3 separate regions of the Homo sapiens genome follow, and all the other regions are linked to region 1. The links are chromatin contacts, found by Hi-C or POLR2A ChIA-PET in ENCODE. All regions are on one chromosome and are shown on one strand. The core of a region is the stretch at or near the end of the contact, and the rest is flanking DNA. Distances in the headings are between cores, read along the strand shown. Region 1 overlaps PPP4R1 (protein phosphatase 4 regulatory subunit 1). Region 2 has its middle 29 kb from the start of NDUFV2. Region 3 has its middle 16 kb from the start of TXNDC2.

What was found. Hi-C counts contacts between places; a loop is a spot of excess contacts on that map. ChIA-PET counts read pairs that join two places held with the same protein, here RNA polymerase II (POLR2A). Pooled maps may share reads with other maps.
Region 2: a pooled map shows a loop between it and region 1 (3-fold over the local background). The contact joins two enhancer-like sites. A Hi-C loop is called at or near these places in 2 of 50 pooled maps. POLR2A ChIA-PET finds 5 or more read pairs at or near these places in 2 of 52 experiments (activated T-cell and activated naive CD4-positive, alpha-beta T cell).
Region 3: a pooled map shows a loop between it and region 1 (3-fold over the local background). The contact joins two enhancer-like sites. A Hi-C loop is called at or near these places in 3 of 50 pooled maps. POLR2A ChIA-PET finds 5 or more read pairs at or near these places in 2 of 52 experiments (HEK293 and MCF 10A).

What each region holds. Positions count from the first base shown.
Region 1 is chr18:9,573,931-9,578,069 of GRCh38, forward strand. PPP4R1 (protein phosphatase 4 regulatory subunit 1) reads right to left here. Exons shown (of 20, transcript NM_001042388.3): 10 at 3,134-3,261. Among named protein-coding and RNA genes, the nearest start is that of PPP4R1, 39 kb to the right of the region's middle. RefSeq lists enhancers at 300-810, 811-1,321. Within about 2 kb of position 1,766, at least 3 of the 41 ENCODE cell types and tissues checked have a DNase peak (open chromatin) inside an H3K27ac peak, as active enhancers do.
Region 2 is chr18:9,071,803-9,075,941 of GRCh38, forward strand. No RefSeq gene overlaps it. Among named protein-coding and RNA genes, the nearest start is that of NDUFV2, 29 kb to the right of the region's middle. Within about 2 kb of position 1,994, at least 14 of the 41 ENCODE cell types and tissues checked have a DNase peak (open chromatin) inside an H3K27ac peak, as active enhancers do.
Region 3 is chr18:9,868,170-9,872,308 of GRCh38, forward strand. No RefSeq gene overlaps it. Among named protein-coding and RNA genes, the nearest start is that of TXNDC2, 16 kb to the right of the region's middle. RefSeq lists a cis regulatory region at 1,549-2,151 and an enhancer at 1,858-2,017. Within about 2 kb of position 1,807, at least 9 of the 41 ENCODE cell types and tissues checked have a DNase peak (open chromatin) inside an H3K27ac peak, as active enhancers do.

The sequences.
Region 1 (4,139 bases), core at 516-3,015:
CCTAGTACAGTATTAAATTGTGGACAGAACTACAGCATGCATGGCTTCAAAAATGTCGAAAGTATAAATTCTCTAAATTCTAATTTTTCCTGGTAAAGTATAATAGTCAATACAAAATCAAGCTGTTCAATGCTAAAATTCTGATATTCCTAATTGTCAGACTTTGAAATGCTATTGTACAAGACAAATTTTTTTTTGAAAATTGAGGCCCTTTGTGACTCTGTATAATGGGAATTATCCTGTCTCCTAAGAGACGTAGGTATCAAGAGCACCAGAGGACAGTCCAGAAACTACCTACTTAAGGAGGAATCTTAAGTGTCTTTTTGTGCCTACATAAGTTTATAATTAATATCTTCAGAGTTCCTTAGTAGAGACTATGGGCCTAGAAAATTAATTACAGGTATTTCAAGGAGAAAATGACTTGTAGAACATCTGGCTAAAGAGGTATTGTATCCTGAGATAAAAGCAAACACGCTCCAGGATACCTTCCAAGTACTGTGAATTAACTCAATGAAGTTTTAGCATTCATGAAATATTTCCAAATTTGTGCTAATAATTTTTTTTCATATAGTTAGCATTAAGCTAAACTGGAAAAATCCAGCAAAAGTGGTTTAGTTACTTCAGATTTTTGAGGTCAAATCCATATTTCCCTAGAATAATTCATTCAGGATTAATATGTGCACCAACGGGCCAGGCCCAGCGGAGACAAAGGGAGGAGCTGGACGCCACACTGCATGGCCGGGAGGCTACTGGATGATAGATGCCAATATGTAGCCAAAAGGATAGGATTAAAATAGTGCTCTCATTACAGCGCTACTGATGATGAAGACAAAAGCTCTGTACTTCCTGGACAACTCAGTGCATCTAAGACAGCACTTTGTTAAACGAGGGTATGGATGGAACAAGAAGCTTCCCAGAGAGCAGCAAGTACAAAAACAGGGAGAATTAAGAGAACATGGTGCATTCAGAGAACAATGTGATAACGAATGCTTATTTTACATACTTTTAAAATGCAGATTTGAGTATTTCAACTCTGCTTCTGAGAAGTAGGCTTTATCAGCACTTTCAAAGAAGCATTAACAGCCTGATCCAGGGTGAGTGAAAGATCTGATGTGTAAGTCAGATGTTTGGAATCAATAAATGCTTCAAAGAGTAATAAAGTGATAGTAAATGTTTCTAGGGTCAGATGAAACACTATACAATAAACAGTGGTGGAAATATGTTGCCAAAAACTTGCTTACTTTGTAAGACATTTGTTTGAAAAACCTGAATCTAAGAAACTGAGAGAACTTTGAGGACAGGAACGAAGTTCTATCTTTCCATTTACAGTTTCTGGTTCATAGGAGGTGCTCAGTTAACTTTTGCATAATCAATCAATCAATCTTAATACCACAACAGTTTAAGACAGCTTAAAACAAATGCCACTGTGCTATTTAAGGGAGGGCAAACAAACTAATGGTTCTGAGATTTAATAATATATAGGACTACTTCTTTATAGTTTGTCAAACTATGCAAAAGCTTTTACAATATTTAACATAACTCCTTCCTTAGCCAGGAATGCTCTCTTTCCCCTACCATATCATTAACATAATTTAATAAGCTCTAATATTACTGAAGATCAGCAATACAAGTAGTATTGCCTGGACATTAAGACATACCTCATTACAATGGAAGAAGAATCAAGGAATTGAACTACCTTTAAATAGCTATTGCAGTAATGCTACACACCGGTAGGCGGCAAACATGGCCTTGATAGGCACACTGTTGAGGTCAGTGAAGTTTTACTGGAACACAGCCAAGCTTGTCCATTTATGTAATGTCTACGGCTGCTTATACACTGCAAAGGCCGAGTGAGTAGTTGTGAAACAGAAGAAAGTTTACCAGCTCGTCCTATACAGTTCTCTGCAAATTTATAGTTTCTTACTAGACCCATTTCAGATTTTAAAACAGAAGTTATGTAACAGTCTTCAGTATAAACAGGTAATTTTTTAAGTATGCTGATTTCAAAAATGAAAAATAGATAACATTCCCCACCCACCATCATCACTTTTGTCAAAGTCCTGGCAGCACCTGTTTTCAAAAAAACTGACAGACTTTGCTTGCTAGGAAGACAGGTTTGAGTGATTTTCTTCCTTTACAAAAAACAGTACCTCAGGTTTGTTTGGCTATTCAGCAGGACAGTAGGAGAACGGGCAAAAAGGTAAAACAAGGCAGCAGAGAAGAAAGAAGAACTGCCAAATCAAAACACCAAGAAAGCAAATAGCACAGTATCAAGACCTACAGAAGAAAATGTCCATTAGCATCATGACAAGGGAGGGAAAAGACACTATGGTAACTCAAGCATTATAGCAGGGACTGTTTCAAATATTTGTACTAAAATTACTTCAAGTGCATAACTGTAAAAGTTTGTGTACATTTCCCGCATACTAGTAAGTTAGGCTTGAATTAGTTTTTCCCCTAAATATATATTATAATAAATTTTTAAAATTTAAATTTAATAGAAAATTTTCAATGCAAAAACATTTAAAAATAAAAATCACAGCCGACTCTTTAAGCTTTATTTAAAACTTTGGTTTCCTTATGAGACTGATATACTTAAAACTGATATACTGGCTAATATACTGGCTTTCTCCTTTAACTGACAGATTACAATCACCATTGACAAAGAATCCAAGATGCGCAACTAAATTATTTGACAGAAAAGGACAATAAAACATATTCCTAAATTAAGTTTTACTCCTTAAAAACAAATTTAAAAAAACCCAAATACTACACAGTGTGTAACAATTACCCTGTATATTGTAGATATCAATGAATGATTGACTAAATAATGTACTAAATAAACATTTTTTAAAAGTCATAATCTACCATTTAGAGTTTCCTATGTGCGAGGCATCTAGCTAATTGTGTTACATGCATCTACTCATTCAATATGTAACCAACCAAAGAGATACTTAACAAACAAATGCGCTTAAAGTAAAGCTCTATAAAAATATTCACCAATTTTTATATTCAAGAGAAATAGCAAACTATCAAAAAATAACATTTGTTGCAGAATAGTGGAAATAATGTTTAAAAGCAGTAAAATTAGAAAACAAGGTTTTAAAATTAGAAAATGGTTTCAAAATTATACCTATTTTTGTTTTCTACTGACATCTCTTCTGAACTTTTGCTTTCTTCTTTAAAATACTGGCCTGAGCTAGATGGATTAGCAAAAGTAGATATGAAAGGTCCCAGAGACTGAAAAGCTGCTTGGCGAACCTAGGAAGATAAAAAGGACAATAATAAAGGAATCATTTTGAAAAAGAATTATATACGCACACATTATGTATATTTAATAATCTACTTTCAAATGCCGAAGTATGTTTAGGATAATAATGAAGCTTTTCTAAAGGAAGCCCAGATTCAGAACTTTAGCTAGGACTGAAAAATTCTTACAAGCTATTTTCTCTGGCTGGGCGCAGTGGCTCATGCCTGTAATCCCAGCACTCTGGGAGGCTGAGCTGGGCAGATCGCTTGAGTCCAGCAGTTTGAGACCAGCCTGGGCAACATGGCGAAATCCAGTCTCTACAAAAAATACCAAAGTTAGCAGGGCGTGGTGGCGCATGCCTGTGGTCCCAGCTACTCGGCAGGGCCTGAGGTGGAAGAAGCGCGTGAACCCATGAGGCTAAGTCTGTAGTGAGCCGTGATCACACCACTGTACTCCAGCCTGGGTGACAGAGCAAGACTGTCTAAAAAAAAAACCCCAAACAAACCCCTATTTGCTCTTTTTTACTTTCAATTGTTTTTATCCTCTCTTGAATGTTTGAACCATGATAATCTAAGTATGAGATACTATGAAACATTTGCATAGAACAAAACTAAAGAAGGTCCTGCTGTGTTCTCAAGAACAAAAAGAATAAGGAAAACCAAGAGTGCCACAAAGAACATAAAAATCAATAAAGCCAACAAAATGTGATAAATACATTTAATGTTTTCAGGTAGGAAAGACTTTAATTTGTTCACTAGAAGGAAGCAAGACAGACGTACCAGAAACATAATGTTAACTTAAAGTATGTCACAAAGATCTTGAAGCATATACTATTGTTCTTGATGACTGTCTCATGTAGGAGGGGTGATAAAGAAGTTATAGAATTCCA
Region 2 (4,139 bases), core at 744-3,243, 500 kb before region 1:
AGTTTCACAGAGCAACACTTACTCTACCTGTGAGAAGCACTCTGACATTTTGTTCTATTTTATTTTATTTTATTTATTTTTGAGACGGAGTCTCACTCTGTCACCCAGCTGGAGTGCAGTGGTGCAATCTTGTCTCACTGCAGCCTCCGCCTCCTAGGTTCAAGTGATCCTCCCACCTCAACCTCCCTAGTAGCTGAATTACAGACATGCACTACCACACCCAGCTAATTTTTGTATTTTTAGTAGAGACAGGGTTTCAGCAAGTTGGCCAGGTTGGTCTCGAACTGCTGATTTCAAGTGATCCACCCACCTTAGCCTCTCAAAGTGCTGGGATTACAGGCATGAGCCACCATGCCCAGCCCCTTCTGACATTTTAGATTCTAGTCTAATCTTTCTCTTTTTTTATTTTTGTTCATAGTCTTCCTTAATTATCTTTAAAAAAAAAAAAGTGGTAAAAACGTAACATGAGCTCCATCCTCTTCACAGGTTAAGTGTACAATACAATGTTGTAAACTATAGGCACAATGTTGCACAGCAGATCTCTAGAACTTATTCATCTTTAATAACTGAAATTGTATCCCCTTGAACAACTCCCCATTCCCCCTTCCCCAGCCTTCCCCAGTAGCAATCACCATTGTACTCCTGGCTTCCATGAGTTTGACTATTTTAGATATCTCCGGTAAGTGGGACCATACAGTGGAAAACAGTAAAGAGGTTCTTCAAATCATTTTTTATTTAATTAATTAATTAATTTATTTGTTGAGACACGGTCTCACTCAGTCACCCAGGCTGGAGTGCCATGGTGTGATCTGGGCTCACTGCACCCTCCATCTCCCAAGTTCAAGCGATTCTCCTGCCTCAGCCTCCCAAGGAGCTGGGATTCCAGGCATACACCACCACGCCCAGCTAATTTTTCTATTTTTACTAGAGACAGGGTTTCGACATGTTGGCCAGGCTGGTCTCGAACCCCTGACCTCAGGTGGTCCACCCGCCTCGGCCTCCCAAAGTGATGGGATTACAGGTGTGAGCCATCACGCCTGGCCTCTTCAAATCATTTCAAATAGATCTGGCCGGGTGTGGTGACTCACACCTGTAATCCCAGCACTTCGGGAGGCCGAGGCGGGCGGATCACCTGAGGTCAAGAGTTTGAGACCAGCCTGGCCAACATGGCAAAACCCTGTCTCTACTGAAAATACAAAAATTAGGCTGGGCTCAGTGGCCCACGCCTGTAATCCCAACACTTTGGGAGGCCAAGGTGGGCGGATCACGAGGTCAGGAGATCGAGACCAGCCTGGCCAACATGCTGAAACCCCGTCTCTACTGCAAATACAAAAATTAGCCAGGTGTGGTGGTGCGTGCCTGTAGTCTCAGCTACTCAGGAGGCTGAGACAGGATAATCACTTGAACTCAGGAAGCGGAGTTTGCAGTGAGCCGAGATCGAGCCACTGCACTCCAGCCTGAGTGACAGAGCAAGACTGCGTCTCAAATAAATAAATAAACAAATAAAATAGATCTTTCCTTTTTTTGATGCTGCTCATATTGATATCAGGATCCACTAATACGTTGTTTCTACAACAATGGAACCTGAAGCCTGGGTCTAGCATTGTTTTGCCTGAAATGACACAGTATAGTAATTAAAGGTTCAAAAGTAAATAGGAAAGACAGAGAAGGAGAAAAAGAGAAATTTAAAAACTTAATTACTGACGGCTACTCAGTGGAAATATTACCACCTTTATGCATTTTTAATTCTTGAAGAGATGCCATTTATAAATGCTGCTTATTTTTTCCTACAGGCTGATCGAAGATGATGAAATGCCACATTCGCTTCAGTAAACAGACATCTCAAAGTCCAAAGGAAACAAACTCAAAGGTTAGTTCATTTGTGTCTCAAATAATATTCATCAGCTGGTTTGCTAACTAGGGCAAGTCTCTCTGAAGCAAATGCACGAAGGAACGCGGGTATCATTATCCACTAGGTGGCAATATAGAACAGGAGTAGCCTTAGCCTTAGCCTGTTTACTGACACGTGGGTGGTGTGAACCGCAAAAGAATTTCGAAATCCAGGACTCCCCAGTAATTCACATGGATTCAGACTGAAAGTTTACTCAGCGCTCCTGGCATGTTTCTGCCCTTTCTTGGAACAGCCCTGAATTTCAGCTTCATTCTTGCTGACGGGCTGGTATTTAAAATTAGTAATATCCCTGGCTACTTCCTTGTGGCAATGTAGATGAACTGTTGCTGTGTAAAGTCAGAGCCATAGTGTTGCCTGTATTTATTAATGATCTACAAGGTAAGCATATGCCGTGAAGGTTTTATCTCTCGCCCCCTACCATCTAACAGCTTAAAAATACTGAGTTCCTCACATCATTCCCATTACTAACGATTTTCATATTTCTTTTATTTTTATTTTTATTTTTATTTTGAGACAGAGTCTCACTCTGTCGCCCAAGCTGGAGTGCAGTGGCACGATCTTGGCTCACTGCAACCTCTGCCTCCCGGGTTCAAGTGATCCTCCTTCCTCAGCCTCCCAAGTAGCTGGGACTACAGGCACGTGCCACCACACCCAGCTAATTTTTGTATTTTTAGTAGAGATGGGATTTCACCATGTTGGCCAGGATGGTCTCAATCTCTTGACCTCGTGATCTGCCCGCTTCGGCCTCCCAAAGTGCTGGGATTACAGGCGTGAGCCACCATGCCCAGCCCAATTTCTATATTTCTCAGTTGCTCTGCAAATTGTAAAGTCACTGGACATATTTGATTAACATTTTGGTTCTTGTTGTTCAACTGAAAAGGATGGTCTTCTCAAGTACATATTGGCAAGACATTTTCCCTGCAAGAACTAATAGTTGATAAGTTAGAAATGTATCATAAACAAAAATGTACATTTTATGCAATGTGATCATATTCTTTTGAAATAACCACATGTATGAGAGATTAAAATCCCCACAGGTAACGCTTGTTCATAAAATTTCTTTATATTAACTTAGAAGTTTTACTTATTTTATAATATTTTTTGAAGTAGCTAAAGAGAAGACATTTATAAATGATTTTCTCTTGCTAATTTATGACATTTTTATATCATCTGAATCTTTATGAATACATATTACTTTTACAAACAGAAAAATAAAAGTGTTTTGTTATAGAATAATACATAACTATGAGAGAAAAACATGAATTTTAGTATGGCACAACCTAGAAAGTTATTACTAATGAGTCACATAATTTAAGTGCTAAGTTCATCTTGACCATGAATTGCTGATTTTGGAAATATTTTTGAATTTAGGTCACTTCTACCTATTCTTATCTATAATTAAGCATTCTTCTCAAAGTAGAAAGATCAAGTTGCTCATTATTCTTACTGTGAATACAATTAGTAAGACACCTAATAGTAGCACTTTCAGTTGTTAAAAACAGCAAAACCAGTATATCTAATATTTTTTGTTATTCTTTACACCACACAGTAACTCACATCCATGTGGTGGTTCACAGGTTTATAGCATAAGAAGCATTCTCACTTACCTCTGCACCTTTCGTATTCCTAATAGATGTATGAAATGGGTGGGGCATCTATAGAGACTCTAAGATACAAACTTCTCCATGTAAGACCATACATCTACGCAGTCACAGAGCCGGGGAAGAACTAATCATTGATTCCGACTCAAGCTATTTGCCTTTCATTTCTGTGGGCCTGAAGCCTGTACCCATGAATGCTCCATACATGTTGATGAGGAAGAGGATGCCTTTTTACCAGGCATTCAATGTACTAGATGCTCTTTGTTGCTTTTTCTTCATCTGCACGTGGGGAATGAGCTGGAGGGCGTGAAGAGGAGCACAGAAGGACAAGAGTAACCCAGAACAGACTGTGAGCACCCGTAATGCTCTCACTCCCAATGTGGAATGGGTTCTTCATAACAGCTCTGGGAGCATGGCAATATAGGTCTTATTCATGCTGAATCTTTTTTTTTTTTTTTTTTTTTTTTTTGAGACTGGCTTTCACTCTGTTGCCCAGGCTAGAGTGCAGTTGCACAATCATGTTTCACTGCAGCCTGGACCTCCAAGGCTCAAGCAAGCCTCTCACCTCAGCCTCCCAGGTAGCACCACCACGCCCAGCTAATTTTTGTGTATTTTTTGTAGAGACT
Region 3 (4,139 bases), core at 557-3,056, 290 kb after region 1:
ACACCATTCTCCTGCCTCAGCCTCCCAAGCAGCTGGGACTACAGGCACCCACCCCCATGCCTGGCTAATTTTTTTTGCATTTTTAGTAGAGACGGGGTTTCACTGCGCTAGCCAGGATTGTCTCGATCTCCTGACTTCCTGATCCGCCCACCTCGGCCTCCCAAAGTGCTGGGATTACAGGCGTGGGCCACCGCGCCCGGCCGCATTTGGGTTGGTTCCAAGTCTTTGCTATTGTAAATAGTGCTGCAATAAACATAGGTGTGTGGGTGTGTCTTTATAGTAGAATGATTTATAATCCTTTTGGTATATACTCAGCAATGGGATTGCTGAGTCAAATGGTATTTCTGGTTCTAGATCCTTGAGGAATCGTCCCACTGTCTTCCACAATGGTTGAACTAATTTACACTCTCGCCAACAGTGTAAAAGCATTCCTATTTCTCCACAGCCTCGCCAGCATCTATTGTTTCCTGACTTTTGAATAACCACCATTCTGACTGGCGTGAGATGTTATCTCATTGTGGTTTTTAGTTGCTGTATTCTTTTTTGTTCTGTTCCTTTTTCTTTTATTGGGAGGCAATGCAGTGTGCAGATTAAGACATCTGGAGTCAGACCACTCATGTCTGACTCCCAGCTCTGTAATCTGCTGGCAGTGAGACCGTTGGCAGATTGGTCCCTCTAAGCCTCAGTTTCCTCATATGCAAAATGCAGGTAGTAATTCATATGCACACACATACACACTTCTAGAATCCAAAAGCTTTGTAAACAGATTTTTTTTTTCCTGAGTTTGACATGGACTCATTTGGCAGCAGGACCAAACCTGAACTGACGTGATGCTCTTTATAATAGTTATTTATCCAACCAGGAGTGAGTATTTGTATATCTAGCTGCAGAAATACTACTGTGTTTCATGATAGGATCCTCCCGCTGACTGCTGGAATGTTCTGTGATAGATATACTATGTTACTTTGTAAAATCCAAAGTTCTGAGTTCTGAAAACATCTGCCCCCAGAGTATAAAGTATTGTCAGCGTGTGGTATTTACCCTCAGGTGTGTCCTGAGGACCGAGTGAGAGGGTGTGTGTGATGAGGCTTTCACACGGGGAGCCCCAGGCAGCTCTTGGGAATGCTATTCACATGGAAGGTGACACACTCATGGTGCCTCCCAAGTGGAGCCATGGGGTTTATGCTACAGAAGAATTGTTATGGCCCTGGCACCAAGCAAGCGCTCAAAAACAGTAACAGCCAACATGAATACAGGGGCTTGCTATGTGCCAGACACAGTTCTAGGGGCTTTACATCATATTATCTCTTTTTATCTTTACAACAGCCTTTATGAGGCAGACACTATTATCTCCACTTTACAAGTGAGGAAACCCAGACACAGAAGGTTAAGTAAATTACCCAAGACTTTCTGATCAAGAGAGACAAAAGTCAAAGATCAGCTACTACTGTTTTCTCCTTTCTTTCCTCTCATTATAAGTGCTGCACATAATAAAAGAATGAAGAAAAGGAGATCCATGATTAATGAAAATTTCCCAGGAGCTACTTTCAAACTGTATCTCATTTTATCCGCAAAACAAATCTGAGATAGATGTGAAATTGTTCTCCTTTTACAGAAGGAGCATGGAGAGCTTAAGGGACATAAGGAGGGCAAGTGCATTCATGCGGAGGTCCGTCCTATGTCCTATTCCAAAACCCATTGTTGCATCTCAAGAGGAAGTTTTGACAGGGGAGTTAAGGGTTAACCAGCTCAGGCTGGAAATGCTGAATCACCCAATTAAAGGAGACTTGCTGCTTTGATGGGAAGGTCTGATCCAAAACTGCTGGGGTGACTCTCCTTGACCCTACCGTTTGGGCAGCTTCATTTATCTTTTCTGTGTCCCTGACCTTGATGTTGAAACCATTACTCAACCCTCAGTGAAGTTCTTAACCGGCTTTTTTGAAATGACTCATGCATCAAGGTCCAGCCATCTTGACTTTGTAGGGCCCGATGCCCTGAATTAGCTTCTGAGAACCCAGTGCCCAAACTGGTGTCCCCAGGTGGGCCTGGCAGACCATAGGTGGCAGCTTTCTCGGTTCTCCTTCACTTCACTTCTCTCTGGATGTGTGCGTGCTTTTTCTCTCATTGCTAAGGCACGCCCCAAGCTTTTTGCTTATTTGTTTTTATTTTCATCTTAAAATCACCCATGCACTGTTTTACCCCTCCCATCAACCTACCTATATGCATAAATCTTCTCTAGTTTTGATCAGCTGTCTTTTTTTCCTCCTCCAAGCCACCCTCTCTTCCCTTCTCACTAAAGAAATTCTTAAATGAGAATCATGATGTACTCACTTGATCATCTAGTCACTGCTCGCCTGAATTCAGTCCCTCCCCCAGCTCTGCACTTTCAAAGCCTATCCCCTCTTTCCACTCTCCACTCTCAGAGGGCAGGTGAAGCTGTGGGCCCCTCTCTCCCTCCTGGACCCTCCTTCTCCAGCCCAGAAGCTGGTTCTGTGGTTTCTGCACTTCTTTTACTGCCCTTTTCATTTTCCTTTGCTGGCTCTTCTTAGAGCTTAAATGCAGGTACTTCCTGCAAACGTGTGTTCCTATTTCTCCTCAGTACACCTTCCTTCTGATTTCATCCAACTTTATGGCTTCAACTATTGCCTCTGGGTGTCTGGCTTCTACACTGTTGTCTAGCCTGACTGCTTTCCAGAGATCAGAGCTTGATTTCCAGCTGCGGAATGGGTGTACTGAAGTCCCCTCTTGCATGCAAATAGTGTTGCACCTTGTTAACAATGCCATTCCTGCGCTGCATTCATTCTCTCAGAGGCTCAGGCTTCAAATTTGAGAGCCAGTTTCAGCTCCTTTCAAGCACTGACCAAACCATGGAAATTCTATTTCTGAGTTTCTCAAACCTTTTTTCCTTCTTTCCACTGTCCTAGCATAGGCTTTTGATATGTTCTATCTTGATTATAGTGATAGTTTCTCAGTAGATCTCTTTGATTGTTATCTTTGGCTCTCAGAGCTAGCATAGAATATGCTAGCAGTGAGTGATGTAGGTACACAGCAAATCGTATCATTTCCTGAAAACTTTCTGTGAGTCTCTTATTGCAAATTAAGTAAAATTGCAACTCTGTAACCTGTGGTGAAATGCCCCTTTCATTTAGCCCAGCCTCCATCCTGGCCCCATCGCTGCCCAGGGTCCCTGCTCCTGCCCACATCACACCCTGGTTGCTTTCTCCTAACTGGAAGGCCATCCATCTTTGCTCCTCTCTGCCTGGCAATATACCACCCTGCGTCGGAGGCTGGGAAGCAATTTTAGGAGGCTTTCCTGGATCTCCCCAGGAGGAATCAGAGTCACCATAGAATTGGGGGCAGCAGGTTAGCCTATAAGTTAGGGTCAAATCGTGTTCACCAGAGACAGTGCATTTTTTGCACTAAACATCATGAGTCTAGTATTAAAATGTCATTTTTCTTCTCTACACTCAGTGTTGTAGCAGGAGACCAGGAAGTTAATTGTGATGACCTTCGTGAGTCAAAAAAGAGAAACTCACAAGATATGGGCACTTTGATCCTATCGTGCAAGTTTTCATTGAGTGTCTGGGTTATTCCACACTGCGCTGTAAAGACTGCAGATACCAAGGCATATCTTACCCTCAAGAAGCCTATATTTGGACTGGGAAAGAGAGATTTGTACCATATAACATCATTTCATGAAATGCATGGTGCTGACGGGACTGTGTTAATCTGTGACATTTTACCCTTTTTTTGGTTTAAACATTTGTTTTTCAATATTATGATTTTAAACTTTGGATGTATTGGAAACATGGGAATAGTGTCTTTCACCTCTCTCCAATTTCCTTTATTTCTTAAAATTAACGCATAATAATTGCACAGATTTATGGGGTACATAGTGATGTTTTGATACATACAATATATAGTGATTCTCCTTTTTCTTTACTCAGAGGCTAAGGTGGAGATGGTGGTCTGCCAGATGTTCATAAAGATCATTTCAGCAAAAATATTTTTTAAATTAAGTGTTTTAGTATAAACCTTCTTCAACTGTTTTCCATTATACAAGCTGTAATCCATCCATGCCTTTATTCATTCATGCATTAAGGGCCCACTGAATGCCACATTTGCTTACGGTGAGAATG